Linked DNA regions of Homo sapiens: region 1 is linked to region 2. Evidence: chromatin loops called from intact Hi-C (ENCODE). Cell type or tissue: psoas muscle. All regions are shown on one strand. Each heading gives the region's core, and the rest is flanking DNA. Links, peaks and the distances in the headings are about the cores only.

Region 1 (7,121 bases), core at 1,236-5,235, 210 kb before region 2:
GAATGTGGATTTTCAGCAGCTCTGGGAGGGAATGCTTGCACATTGGTGTCTGAAAATCGAGCTGAGTGCATGCTCAGGGAGGAAGCCTTTGCCCTTCCCCACCCCACGTGTTCACAGAGCCTGGGGCGCAGAAGCCATGGCTTTGGGGCAGTTTGGCTTGGTGCCAGGCTCAGGAAAAATGTGCAGACAGGAGACCAAGGCCCAGTCCTATGGAGTGCACAGCCCCTGGGCACACAGGCCCAGCTTGCACCAGGCTGGCAAGAGGAGGAGGCATGGAGGATGGGCTCCTGAGGCTGACTTGGGGGTGCAGTGTTCCTACTCCTGGGGAAGCAGAACAGGCCAGGTTCTGGGTCGCAGTCCCGAATACCAGCCAACTCTAAGTGTCTCAGAGCATCTACGGGTGCACGATGGTTGGACTGGTTCCCATGGGCTATCTGCCGGCGAACCAGACTCTGCTCTCAGGGACATGCAGGCGGGAAGGAAGGAGGGCAGGCGGAGGCACCTCCTTCCTCCCAGCTCAGCGTCTCTGTGAGGGCTTCCTGCTGGCCCTCCTTCAAGGAGGACAGATGGCTGCCGGGATGCAGCCAGCGGTCTGTGAAATCAGACAGCATACACACAAACTGAGGCTGCGAGGGCCCACAGGATCAGCGCCATCCTACCTGTGGCCTTCTGCCATCCTCCACCTCTTCCAAACACCTGCTCCTCCTCTCTCTTCCCCAAGGAAAGAAAGGAAGGCAAAGGGCGAGATGATTTCTCAGACTTTGAATGCAAGTTTTGGCTTTTGCCTCAACTTCCAGATGTGAAATAAACAAGCAGCTTTAAAAATATAATTTGTTAGAAAGATGTAATTTGGTGCTTCTGAGCAATTCAATGATTTAATGAGCCCAGATGGATGTGGGCTGAATTTATACGAGACAAGTGTTTAACGTTTCTGTCCAGATCATTCCAAGACTCTGAGCTGTTCTTCCTGCTGCAGGAAAGTAATTGATACTCCCCGTTATAGACACAGAGCGCCGTTGTCGTGTCCGTGTCAGCAGCTGAGGATGACAGCTACTCCCAGGTCACAACTGTGCGTCATAAATCAGCAAGCAACTCTGCCCTGCTGAGTATAATTAAGGTTATGGCAACCACAGCTAATTTTCAGACACAGGGCTCAAGGAATCCAAATGGGCAAAATCAGAATGAATTCTCATTCCATTATTATTACCATTAGCTCTGTGTGCGAGGTTTGGATGTTCTGCTTTCCTTGGGGGTCGTCTGCTTCCCTCCCTGACAACAGAGTCTGCAAAGTGGCCCTCCATGTGGTAGCCTTTTCAGAGCACTTGCTCCAACACAGGAAGACGAATGAGCCCCTGAGTCCATGGAATGTGCTGGTAACAGAGTGGTGTCTGCTAGGAACTTGGGGATAAGAATACTTCTATACCCTGGACACTAAACTGTAATATCAACACACATATTAGTTGTTTATGGCTATAACGAATGACCATAAATGTAGTGGCATCATACTATAAAAATATATTATAGTTCCGTCCATCAGAACTCCAACGTGGTCTCACTGGGCCAAAATCAAGGCATCTGCAAGGCTGGTTCCTCCTGCAGGCTCTAGGGTAGAAGCTGTTTCCTTGCCTTTCCAGTTGCTAGAAGCTGCCTTCATCCCTTCTCTGGAGGCTTCTTCCTCCATCTTCAAAGGGGAGTGCTCACATCATGCCACTCTGACCTTCTCCTCTGCCTCTCTCTTCTACTCATAAGGACCCTTTGTGATTACACAGGGCCCACCTGGATAATCCCGGGTAATCTCTTTATTTTAAAGTCAGCTGGTTAGCAACTTTAATTCCATCTGCAACCTGATTTCTCTTTGCCATGTATGGTAACATAGTCATGAGTTTTTAGGGTTTAGGGCATAGACATCTTTGGGGGCCATTATTCTGCTCACCACACACATAATGGATCAGATCAAGGAACGCTGAAATCCTAACAAAGCCATATAACTCACAGGCCATCAAGAGCTGAGGATGAGCTGATCCGATGTGAACATCTGGGGAGAAGCAGGTCAAAGGGGCAGGAGTCGGCCAGGCCGTGCTGCAGGTGCCCTCACCCTCACTGACTTACTATTATCATAGATGTCACAGCATATGTTACTATTAGAGAGGTCATAGTGAAAGGTGAAGCCAGCTGGACTTCCTGGGTCGAGTGGGGACTTGGAGAACTTTTCTTTCTTATGAGAGGATTGTAAAATGCACCAATCAGCACTGCAGCTAGGAGTGTAAAATGCACCAATCAGCACTCTGTAGCTAGCAAGAGGATTGTAAAATGCACCAATCAGCACTCTGTAAAATGCACCAATCAGCGCTCTGTAGCTAGCAAGAGGATTATAAAATGCAGCAATTAGTGCTCTGTAAAACGCGCCAATCAGCACTCTGTAAAATGCACCAATCCGCACTCTGTAAAATGCACCAATCAGCAGGATCCTAAAAGTAGCCAATCACAGGGAGGATGGAAAAAAGGGCGTTCTGATAGGACAAAAACAGAACATGGGAGGGGACAAATAAGGGAATAAAAGCTGGCCACCCCAGGGCAACCCGGTGGGTCCCCTTCCATGTGGAAGCTTTGTCCTTTGCTCTTCACCGCGAAGGTCTGTGGCTCAATTCTTGAAGTCAGTGAGACCACGAACCCACCAGGAACCAACTCTGGACACAATAGCATATATTATTATTGTTGTGTTTAGTGTGCACTCATACTTTTTCTGGTGTTAATCTAGGTGATTTACAAGTATTATACCCAGACATGTATTATTATCCCCATTTTATGTATGTGGAAACTAGGACTATAAAAATGAAGAAAGGGGGCCAGGTGCAGTGGCTCACGCCTCACGCCCAGCACTCTGGGAATCCGAGGTGGGCGGATCACTTGTGGCCATGAGTTTGAGACCAGCCTGGCTAACATGGCGAAACCCCGTCTCTACTAAAAATACAAAAATCAGCCAGGCATGTCAGTGGACGCCTGTAATCAATCCCAGCTACTTGGGAAGCTGGGCACAAGAATTGCTTAAATCTGGGAGGCGGAGGTTGCAGTGGGCCAAGATTGCACCGCTGCACACTCCAGCAGACAGAGTGAGACTTTGTCTCAAAAAAAAAAAAAAAAAAAAAAAAAAAAAAAAGGAATGAAAGATATTCAGGATGAAATGGCCGGTAGGTGGCCCAGAGTGTCTGTCTACTCAAAGCCTCTCTACGATACTTGATACTGCCAAGGTGCAGAAGAGCCAGGAGGCAGGCATCCAGTGGGCAGGAGGGGCTGGTCCCAGAACTCAGCTTGCCTGGCCCTGCACCAGAACAGACCAGGGTTGGTGTAGCTGGGGAACTGGGGCATTAGACGGTTCTAACCTGATGCCATGTGCATTTGCTGCCTGCATTTCCCATGACCACACCCGTATTCTGAGTTCCACAAGCAACTTCTGGAAATTCAGCTCCCTCTGCACATAGTCCGCAGGACAAGAATATGCCAGACACCTAAAGATGAGGTCCTCTTGGAAGGAACGGGGCATGGCCCTCTAGGTGACTTACACCCCAGGCTCGTGGGCTTGGCTCATAAGTCTACTTACGAGACTGGCCTGCTGCCTGCCAGCTGCTGGGGCAGGGCAGCTGAGCCTGCCAGCCTCGCTGACCCGGCCCCAGATTGCTGCTCACAGTACACTCCCCTAGTCCTTTCTCAGAGGAGCTCCCTCTGCAGCACCTTCTACTTGAATGTCCTTCCTCTGAGAGTGGAGAGGAGAGCAGCGCCCGCTCTCTTTCCAGAGTCTTGAAAGAGATGGTTGAGATCTGGAGGAGTCTGGGCACAGGAAAGGCCCAAGAAATGCAGGCAGCAACACTGCCCATTCCTCCTTGGCATTTTGGGGTGGAAACCTTGACCCTGACAGCCCATACTGCCCTGCTGCCTGCATTCCCACTTTCATGATCACAGGTGGGCCTTGCACACCTGAGGCCCTCCAGGAGTGCTTGGCAGCTGAGTGTTCTGGCCCCACTGCAGGGACTCTCACCTCTGCACAGGGCGCAGCCCAGCAGCTCCTCCTCCAAAGTAAGCCTGGAAGTAAGTTTTACTCACAAGTCTGCAGGGCCCAAGTCCAAGTGCTCTCTGGTGCTGTCCCAGCCCGAGGAGTCAGCATTTTCCCAGTCATGCCCTCAGCTCCGACCTGCTAGGGCTCCCCAGGATACCAGGCAGCCTGTGGCTACCATGTTGAGGGGAGGGGGCACTTCTGGGGCTCATGAGCAGTTTGGTTTCAGGCTGTTTTTTGGAAACACTTCTCTTTAATGAGTGCTACAGAGTGCTTGGGTGCAAGGAGCCACCAAAGAGTCTCTGGGTACAATGACCCCTGATTAGATGGAACACTCAGAGAACGGGAGTGAGTCTCTGAATTTTCTAATTCATCAGAGATGCCCATGACTTTATAGAAACAGGGTCTTTCAATACTTTTTATTGAGGTGTCTGGAAGTCATGTCTTTGAAGATAAAGTTGAGGGGTCTGGGGAAGAAGGATCCTAGGGGAGACATGAGAACAGCTTTGAACTATCCCAAAGTCTGTCATTCTCACGAGCCGGCAGACCAACTCTGTGACTCCAGACAAGGGCCAGGACCCATCCGGAAAACACAGGCAGCAGGTGTTGGTCCCATGAAGGGAGGTTCTGATGCGGAGGAGACTCCTTAGGAGAGGATGAGAGGTGGAGGAAGTGGAGGAGGAGGAGAGAAGGAAAGAGAAGGTGGGTGTGTGTTGTGTGTCTGAATATGTGTTTGTATTATGTGGTTGCTTGATGTACAATTTGTGTATAGTGTGTGTATCTGTGTGTTATGTGTGTTTGCCTGGTGTGTGTGCAGTGCATGTTTGGTGTGCAGTGTGTGTGTCTGCATAATGTATATGGTGTGTGTTTATGGTGTGTATGTATGGTGTGTGGTGTGTGTATGGTGTGTGATGTGTTTGTATAATATGTGTGTGTATGGTGTGTGTTTGCAGCATGTGTGGGGTGTGNGTTTGCAGTGTGTGTGGTTTGTGTGTATTGTGTGTGGGGTGTGTGCAGTGTGTATGGTATGTATGTGTATGGTGTGTGAAGGGTGTGGGTATGCAATGGTGTGTGTGAGGTATGTGTTTGTATGGTGTATGTGGGGTATGTGTTTGTATGTATAGTGTATGTGGAGTGTGTTTGCACATGTGTGTAGTCTGTGTTTGCATGATGTATGTGTGGTGTGTGTGGTGTCTGTACCATGTGTGTTTGCAGTGTGTGGCATGTGTCTGTTTGTATGACGTATGTGGGGTGTGTTTGTATGGTGTACGTATATTTGCATGGTGTGCATGGTGTGTGTTTCTATGGTGTACGTGGGGTGTGTGTTTGCAGTGTGTGTGGTGCGTGTGTATATGCTGTATGTGTAATGTGTGAGTGTTTATATGATATATGTGTGGTGTGTGTGTTTGCATGGCGTATGTGTGGTGTATGTGTTTTGTATGATGTATGTGGGGTATGTGTGTTTATATGATGTATCTGTGGTGTATGTGTATGTTTGTATGTATGGTGTATGTGTGGTGTGTGTGTTTGTATGATGTATGTGGGGTATGTGTTTGTATGGTGTATGTGTGGTGAGTGTATGTTTGCACAGTGTGGTGTGCAGTGTGAACCCAGTCCCCCAAGGGCCTGGGGCCCTGTAGAGGGGAAGGCACTTCTCCCTGTGGGTGTGGCTGTAGGGGCTGGGACTGGCATGGCAGTGCTGATGGATCTGCAGGACCCAACAATGGTGCAGCCCCTGGAGGAGCTGTGACATGTCCCACGATGTCCACAAGCTGATAATAGGCCCTGTGACTACACAGGACTGGGGGTGCTGCTGACTGCGCACCCTACAGAGAGGTAGCTCAGGGCGTGGGCCATGAGGTCAGAAAGTCCTCAGCTGAATCTCTGGCTTGGCCACTAACTAGCTGTGTGATCTTGGGCCAGTTACCTAGCCTTTTACAAAACCTCGGTTTCCTCATCTGTAAAACGAGGATAACTGATTTCATAGGGTTCGTGGGAAGGTTCACTGAGACTACACACATGTAGCGCTTGGGGAAACATAGAAGGCAGGGCCTGGCTGTCCTGGGCATGCGTAGCCGGAATCCATGCCCACTGCTGAGTGTTCTGAACGTCACCCCTGTGCAGAACACCCAGCTCTTGTGATGCTAACAGCAGGTGTACATGCGACTTCCGTTCTCACTGGTTAGCAGAAGTCAGTAGCTGCGGGTTCTGCAGAGAGCCCTGTCCACTCTGGAGCCCCAGGCCTAGCCCCATAGGCTTGGCGCTAGGCATCATCTCTGTCAGGGCTGGCAAACTGCGCCTGCGGCTAATTTGTGTAGTCTTAGAGCTGTGAATGTTGTCACATTTTGAAATGGTTGAAAAAGAAATCAGAAGACTATTTCATGACCTACGAAAATTGTACGAAATTTAAATTTCAGTGTCCACAAGTAGGGGTTTACTGGGACACCGGCCCATTCATCTACATACAGTGTGTGGCCACGCTTCCACCGTGAAGGCAGAGGACGTGGTCACCACAGACACAGCAGGACTGCAACATCTGCAGTGTTTACCATCTGGCCCTTGACGAAGAACCTGTGAAGCTAGAAAACTATACAGAAGAATATGTGAGGATAGAAAACTAGACCTCTGATCTAGATAGACCCCGTCTCATTCCCCACCTGGCACTGGGAATGGCGTCTGGGAGGGCAGCAGGTGTTCAGGGCAGAGGCTGCCTTCCCGGGTTGCAGGCACCCGAACGGCCAAGGGAGGAAAGGTTCTGGCAGAAACACCAGGACTGTCTTTTTGGGAGGTTGTTTGTGTTTTATTATTTCAGCAATGTTACAATGTGTAGGCACTCAGTAAGGATCATATCTTTCTACCATCCTAACCTGACAGCCATCGTATCTCTCTGTGATGCCTCCAGCTTTTACCTGAGAGCCCTTTTAGGATGGATAACTCACACAGGGGGATCCAAGCCAGGTACGCCTCTAGCCCCAGGTGAAACCCAAGCACCTGCAGCCCCACAGCCCACAGCCTTAGTGGGCCATGTTGCCTCAACCAGACTCAGTTTCCAGATCGGTAAAAACCTAGGCTG
Region 2 (7,121 bases), core at 1,620-5,619:
ACGAGCCCAGTGTGGATTTTTTAAAGTCAGCACGTTCAAGAGCATCAACCTACATGAAGCCACACATCCTTAAACACACACACCCCACACACATGTCATCTGACACGAGGCCACACATCCTTAAGCACACACACTCCACACACATGTGCTTAGCCATGCGGGGACTTCACCTGCAGAGGTGTGCACAGAAGATGATCTGCCTGGCCTAGACTGGGAAGGGTCTCAAAAAAATCACTAAAGCCTCAAAAACATGGTCTAACCCATGACATTGGCAATGGTCTCCCATGCACTTCTAGATGCCACTCTATGCCCTTCATCCAGCCAAAACCACCCTGTGACTGCTCCACACATAATTCAAACACAGGGTTTCCTGCAGCAGATGTGACTCCAGTGGCTTCCAAGGCTGGACGAGAGGAGAGTGATGGGAGGGGTGTGTCCCCTTCTGCATGCCTGCCTCCCAGTCCACACGCCCTAGACCAGCCACCTTTGGGAATAAGGTCCTGCCCCACAATTGCCAAATTCCATTGATTTCATCTCCTGCAGCTTGTCTGATAATTTTGGTTGCTATCAGTCCCTGAATGCTTTAAGAATAAAAATGCCTTTCAGTAATACTCATGGCTACTAATACAGTGAAGATGCTCAAGGAAATGAACACCCACCAAAATGACAAGATCACCAAAAAGAAATTCCTGAGGGTCACACCACACTTGAGAAAACTGCAGGCCCCAACCCCCTTCCCCTGGGACCGCCCCTCTGTAAGACCCTGGGCTGAGTACCTGAGGGATGTGTTCGTTCAAGGTCTTTCATTACGGTGGATCTGGGAAGGCCAGGGGGCAGGACAAGGGAGGTGACAGCAAGTGAGAAGGCAGCCCAATGCCACCCTCCCCTCGGCTTTCCTACCCAGGGCAAGCTCTCCTGGAAAAACACCCACGGGCAGAGGTGTGGGGACAGGAGGGAGGCGGAAACACGGCCTCCCCAAGTGAGATGGAATCTGGGGGTCATTTGATAAGCGCTTCACCAGCTGATGCATATAGAATACTCACTCCCCAGCATCCCCAGTGGCTCAGCAGCAAGACTGGCAAATCCTCCCAGGGAGCAGAGAGAACAAACACAAGGAGCCAGGCAGAGAGCCAAGTTCAAATCCCAAATCCAGCACGTAGCACCTCTGTGGCTCAGGCCAGCGATTTAGCATCCCCAATTCTCAAATTTTCTGACCACAAAAGGGGGCTACTGTCCCCTGCTTCCAGGTCCCCATGTGCACTGAATCACAGTACAGTACAGCTCCCTGCAGCGCTCTCCCTCAGCCCCAGCTTTTAGGAAGGGGCTGAAGTGTGCCCCCATCCTGCTCACCAGGATCTTACCTCGGCCCTGGGTGGCCCATCCCTCCCCTACTCTCTTCTGGAGACCTTTGTGGACAACACCAGGGGTCTCTGTGGTCACCAGCATTTCTGAGTGCTCCTCCACAGGGGAGCAAAGCTCCACTCCCTCTGTGAGCTCAATACTGGCCACCAAAACACTCAATTTCAACGCAGTGAGGTGAGGCCTGGCAGAGGCTGGCAATGGGGTGGCAAGGAAGGAGCAGGGGAGCAGGTGTCCAGCAGGCCCACAAGTGGGGAGTGGGAACAGAGGCCTTAAGTAGGGGGAAGGCTGTGGCCATGGCCCAAGCACCCAGAGCGGGAGACTGCCAGGCTGGGGCCTGGAGGGAGCGAACAGAGGCATGCTCCAGGCACCTCTGGGACTATCACAGGCATTTCTGGGCTGTACCCTGGGCATTTTTATTACCTTTCAGGATTGATCATCTGCCATCATCACCGCTGCTGCCCATGACTCTGGCCCTGGCCAAGCCTGGACTTACCTTCTGTCTGCATACACAGTTCACACAGTCCTTGCCAACCCATGCCAAGCAGTCACCCCTTCCTCCACGTGAGGGAGTAGGACCCAGGGAGAGTAACAAGCCAGCCCCAATGCCACCATTGGTACACTGAGTTTCTCCTTCTCACTGTCACCTGAGTCTACAGGGGCCATCAGACTCCCCATCCATAGCTCCTCTCCTCACAGGAGGACCATTACCCCTCCACCTCCTCCTGCCTGCCAGCCCTGGAGGACACAGACATGGTCTACCTCCTGGTGAGCTCTTCTGCAGCTTTCTCCTTTGGCCGTTCTGAGGACTAAACTATGAAACAAAGCCATAAAGCTGGTAAGTGCAAGAAAATGACCAGCCAGACCCACTTTAAGTGAAGTGCTCCAAGCAAACAAGGGTGCCCGGACGTCTCCCACCACGGAGGCGAGAGGTGGAGTGCGTGCATTGGCTCTGTGCGCCGTTCTCCTGGCCAGTGTTCCCAGGCCCTGCAGTCAGCTGAGGCACAGGGCAGTACCACCCCTCCCCTGTCCTCCCACCGCAGGGCAGGCCGGCGTCTTGGTGACCCTCGGGCCTTCCTGCAGTGCTCATGACCTGGCAGTGGTGGAGCAGGACCAGAAGATTCCTAGAGCTTCTCCCAGTTACTTCACACCCATGTTTTGGTATCTCAGCAAAACCAGAGTCCACTTTTCCCCTGGGGTAGATTTTTTTGGTTAAGAAAATGCAGACAACTTGCACCAATTATGAACACGTTAGACTAAACAGTCAATCTGATCTACACTCATTTCTCAAAGCCAATATCTCCCTACATTAATGTGTAAAGGAAAGATGCAGGTTTAACCCCAATAAACACTCATGGCAACAAGATAAAAAGAAAAATAGCTGCTATCCATCATCAATCAGAAACTGCTCCTTAGGGAGGAAGCAAGCCCACCTTCCCTGAGCCAGAATGCAACTAGAGACAGGCTTCGCCATGCAGCCCCCACTCATATCCCACCAGCATCCCCTCTGACACCAAGCAGAGATGTAGCATCTTGAACCTGAGCCCTGGAGCATCCCGAAAGCCTGGCCCAGCGCTCGGCCATTGGGCTTCTGCTCTACAAACCACAGAGCCAGGCAGGCCTTTCAGCTCCTGCCACATGGCCATCTCTACATTCTGCCTCCCTCTCAGTGGGAACCGTCAGCTCTAGCCCGCTGGGGGTCTGTGTGCTCCCCAACACCCTCCCATGGTCAGCGTGCCCCCGACAGTCAGTGTGTCCATTGGCACAGAACCTCTGTGCAGGCTTGCTCTTGCTCTCTGGGCCTGCACCCACTCCACCATCATGGAAATCAGATACGGACTCTTCTGATTTCCTCTACCCTGAATCTAAGAACTGTGGGGAATTCAGCAGCTGCTCACTCTAAACACTTATACTCAAATTAAGTAAAGCACTTTACCAAACAGCAGACCTGGAGCTCGATCCCAGAGGCTCCCATCCTTAACTCTCCCACAGTGAATCACCCTCCCTCATCCCTTTGCATGCTCTGCTGAGGACCAGCAGGTGAAAGGCACCCACAGAGTCAGAACCAGAAGAGCTGCCTCCAGTACACGTGCTGTGCGTGTGCTGGATGCAGGACACTAGAGGGACATCCTGCTCTGAGACTGTCACATCGGCAGAGCTAGTCCTTCCCTCTCCTCACTTTCCAAGTCCCAAGAGTAGAATTCCTGATGGATAACGGAGGGGGCCCGGGGAAGGAAGAGGCAAGAGGGGTCTGAGGGTGCTCCACCCCAACAAAACCCACAACCTGTTGTCAGGTGTGTTTGTGCCCCTAAGTGTGCCCTCCAGCAGCCCAGGGCAGAAGCTGGGGTCGCAGGAGGGACAGGGAGAACCGTGACTCACTGCATTGTGCAGGTGGCACTCCATTTCCTATGGCATAGGTGACAACTGTGCCCATTCCTGTCTCTCAGGGTGTGCAGTAAGTAACCAGTCCTCTCTCTCTGGCCCTGTCATGGCATACAAGGTCGGCTCTGGGGACAGCATGGCTCAGTTGTCAGGAGCGTGAGGCTTTAAGGTCTGCAGATCTGTGTGTGTTCTGCATCACCACTGCCACCTAGGGAACCTGATGCAAGTTCCTAGTACCAAGCTTTAGTTTCCACATTTGCAGTGAGGATAATGCACCCACTTCTGCAGGCTTATTAGACACGGTATGCAATAATGTGCAACGGACATAAAACAGCCGACCACTGTTATCCAGCAGGTGCTCAATAAATGAAGAGAGAAATGAGATGAACCCTGCAGCGCCCTCGAGGCTCATGCTCACAGCCCTCATCGGGTGAGCCCCATTTCCAACGTCTCCAGATACTCACTGCTGGGTGCTACAAAGCAGAAAGGTTGTTTACATTACCCGAATGCTCTCAAAATAATCTTTTGATGAGCAGATCTATTAGTGTAGATTGTTTTTAGCTTGGAGACTACTTACACAGGGTTTTTAAGGATCAGGAGCCTGAAACCCCATATTTCAATGACTGCTAGGACTGGTATTGGACCATGGCCCCAGTGGAGCCCCAGTCTGGTAGACCAGCACCCGGGAACGAGAAGGGATTCCCCACCGCTCCCCTTCCTATTGCTGAGCGTCCACCAGACTGGGGCCCCATCACCCTGCCTAGCCAAGAGCGCACTCAGGTGGGATGCTGCTGTCCAGAGCCCCTCAGAGCCCACTGCCACTGGCTGGCTGTGGGGCCCCCTCTCTGGGCCTCAGTTTCCTTGCATGTAAAATGAGGGGAAAGGCCTCTGCGTTTCCTTCCAGTGCCAACACGCTAGGTCCTGCTGCTGCTTCTCCACAGCCAGGTGTTCTGTGTGCCACGGGCATTCACTAGTGCAGGCCACTGACATTAATTATAGATGTCAGCTCTTTATGATTCTGACAGCATTGCAGCAAGAAAAGAGGAGCCCCCAAAAAACATGCAGAAAAAAAGAACTCTGTTGTCTCTGGGATCGAAAAAAATAGGAGGGGAGCCTGGCTGGCATTCTGAAGTCCAGAATCTCCTCTACTCCCACCCTGGGGCAGCACAGCCTAAGAGAAACCGTGGCCCAGGGGGTGTGTTTTTGGGGCCCTCTCACCCCTCACCCTCCACCTCTTACCGCCCCCCAATTACCTCCCAACTCTCATCCCTTGTCCTCTCTCACCCCCCAGGGGCCCATACCCTAAGCCTCGCTACAGGGCAGGCCCCACCAGCCCCCACACTCCTGATAGATCCTCCCGGACCTCTTCTTGCCCGGCCTGGCTCTGTCAGCGAGGTCAGCGTCTGCGAAGTTTCGCGTCACTGCTCCCAAGCGTACTGAATTTCAAAAGAAACGCAAGCTGGCAAGAGCTGCAAAAGCAGGAAATTCCAATGACAGAATTCCAAAAGGAAACAGTGATGAGACCATTTCTGGGAAAAGGTGAAGGGGTGGGGAAGAAAGGTATCCCGTTTCCTTGAAATCCCACCCACTAGGCAACTGCAAGTGCTCCTCATTCCAGCCCTGACCTGTAGGACAAGGGTGATGGAGGGGGCGGTGGCGACTTCCCCAGTTAAAGCCTCAGAGTTCACATTAGCAGCATAGCAGCATTAAAGTGAGGTGGAGGAAGACCCAGTAGACAGGAGGAGGTCAAGGGACAGTCACTCCAGCAGGTGATGCAACTTCCATGCAAGAACCTGCCACTGCCGATTTAGCCTAATTGTCAGTGTGCTTGAACCTTCACTAGCCCTCCACTGGCCACTGCAATCCCTTTGCAGCAGTTAACCTTGGAAGAACAAAGGACGTGGCAGGAGCTAAGCCACATTCAGAAGTCAGCAGGGCTCTCGACAAGCTAATAGCACGCTTCATGTCAGCCTCTTCCCAAAACGTATGCATGGAATCCGGACCACAGCTCTTGGTCCACTACTCAATATCCCATGGATGGTTTTCCAGGTGATACGTGGATTTGCCATAAAATTAATGGGCACAGCAGTTCCCAAGATCCTCTTACTTTCATGCTCCCCCATCACCCTGGAAGAAAGATAACTTCAAAATCAAGTACAAGCACACCAACTTTGGAATGAGGAAACCTACAAGTCTAAAATCTGTGTCTTCTCTTGACTGCTCAAAGTAGACATTCTCACGGAGCCTCGGGTGTACTACTGCCCAGCAAACACTCATCCCCACCCTCCACTTCTGCAGAGTGCACGTCCCCACACTTGACCCTGGGCTTAGCCCCACGATTTGCCTTGGCCGATGCAATACCCACAAACAAGATACAGGTGAAGGGTAACATGGGTTTCAGTTGGGTACAGATGGGCTTGCATCCCTAGGGACTTGCCTTTCACCATGAAGACATGGCTCTGGAAGCTGCTGGTCCAAAGAAGGTAAAATTCAGCAGACCTGGACCTAATCAAAGCTTGAAGCCAAGCCAGGCAGATGTTCACAAGTGACTGTGAATAGCAGGTGCTTATCCTATATGCCGCTGACTCCTGGGATACATTGCTATGCAGTGACATTGGGGCCCGACATTCCAGTAACCCCAGGGTTGGCTGTCCCTTCTGCTGAATCCTTGTGCCTCATCATCAACCATGAGTCTTTGTTCATCGGGCACATTTATTTTAGCTGAACAGACAACACTGAACACCAAGTTAGATGAAATTATCCCATTCCTTCAGAAGTGTCATCACCACTGCAGACTGGCAAGCCCCACTGGGATGCCCCTGGGCCCACCCCCATTACGGGCACCAGCCTGCTGCTATGTGTGCACCAGGGTGGCTGAAGCACGGGGCCCTGCCGATAAAGTGCCTACCGTGGGCTCAGGGAAACATCCTCCACAAAGGAGTGCAGAGAAAATAGTCCTGGTGAATTACTGAAATTGATTTTTTTTTTTTTAAGATTGGGTCTTGCTCTATCACTCAGGCTGGACTGCAGTGGCACAATCATGGCTCACTGCAGCCTAGACCTCCTGGGCTCAAGCCATCCTCCCACCTCAGCCTTCTGAGTAGCTGGGACTATAGGTGCATGACACTATGCCTGGCTTTTTTTTTTTTTTTTTTTTGTTAGAGACAGGGTCTCCTTGTTGCCCAGGCTGATCTCTAACTCCTGGCCTCAACTGATCCTCTCACCTCAGCCTCCCAAAATGTTGGGATTATAGGCGTGAGCCACCACACCCGGCCTGAAATGCCTTTCAGCAGAAGAAATGCCCTTGTAATTCACAGCAAAGTCTACCTGGCCACTGTTTCTCCACTTTTAAGAGGTAAGACTGCCAGGTATAAGAACTT

Evidence for each region. Peaks named below come from ENCODE experiments on the same cell type or tissue, not always from the same donor. Only the 100,000 strongest peaks of a DNase experiment are listed, where the experiment ranks them.
Region 1: it touches region 2 in a loop (2.0-fold over the local background); 15 of 110 quality-filtered maps call a loop at or near these places.

What each region holds. Positions count from the first base shown.
Region 1 is chr2:109,491,514-109,498,634 of GRCh38, reverse strand. All of the region lies in intron 9 of SH3RF3 (SH3 domain containing ring finger 3), which reads right to left. It also overlaps a transcript of RANBP2 not described here. Among named protein-coding and RNA genes, the nearest start is that of SEPTIN10, 120 kb to the left of the region's middle. In psoas muscle, for the core only: a CTCF peak has its summit at 3,190 (motif pointing right); DNase peaks (open chromatin) are centred at 3,284 and 3,614; H3K27ac peaks cover 2,785 bases.
Region 2 is chr2:109,277,788-109,284,908 of GRCh38, reverse strand. All of the region lies in intron 1 of SH3RF3 (SH3 domain containing ring finger 3), which reads right to left. It also overlaps a transcript of RANBP2 not described here. Among named protein-coding and RNA genes, the nearest start is that of MIR4266, 32 kb to the left of the region's middle. In psoas muscle, for the core only: a CTCF peak has its summit at 3,979; a DNase peak (open chromatin) is centred at 5,074.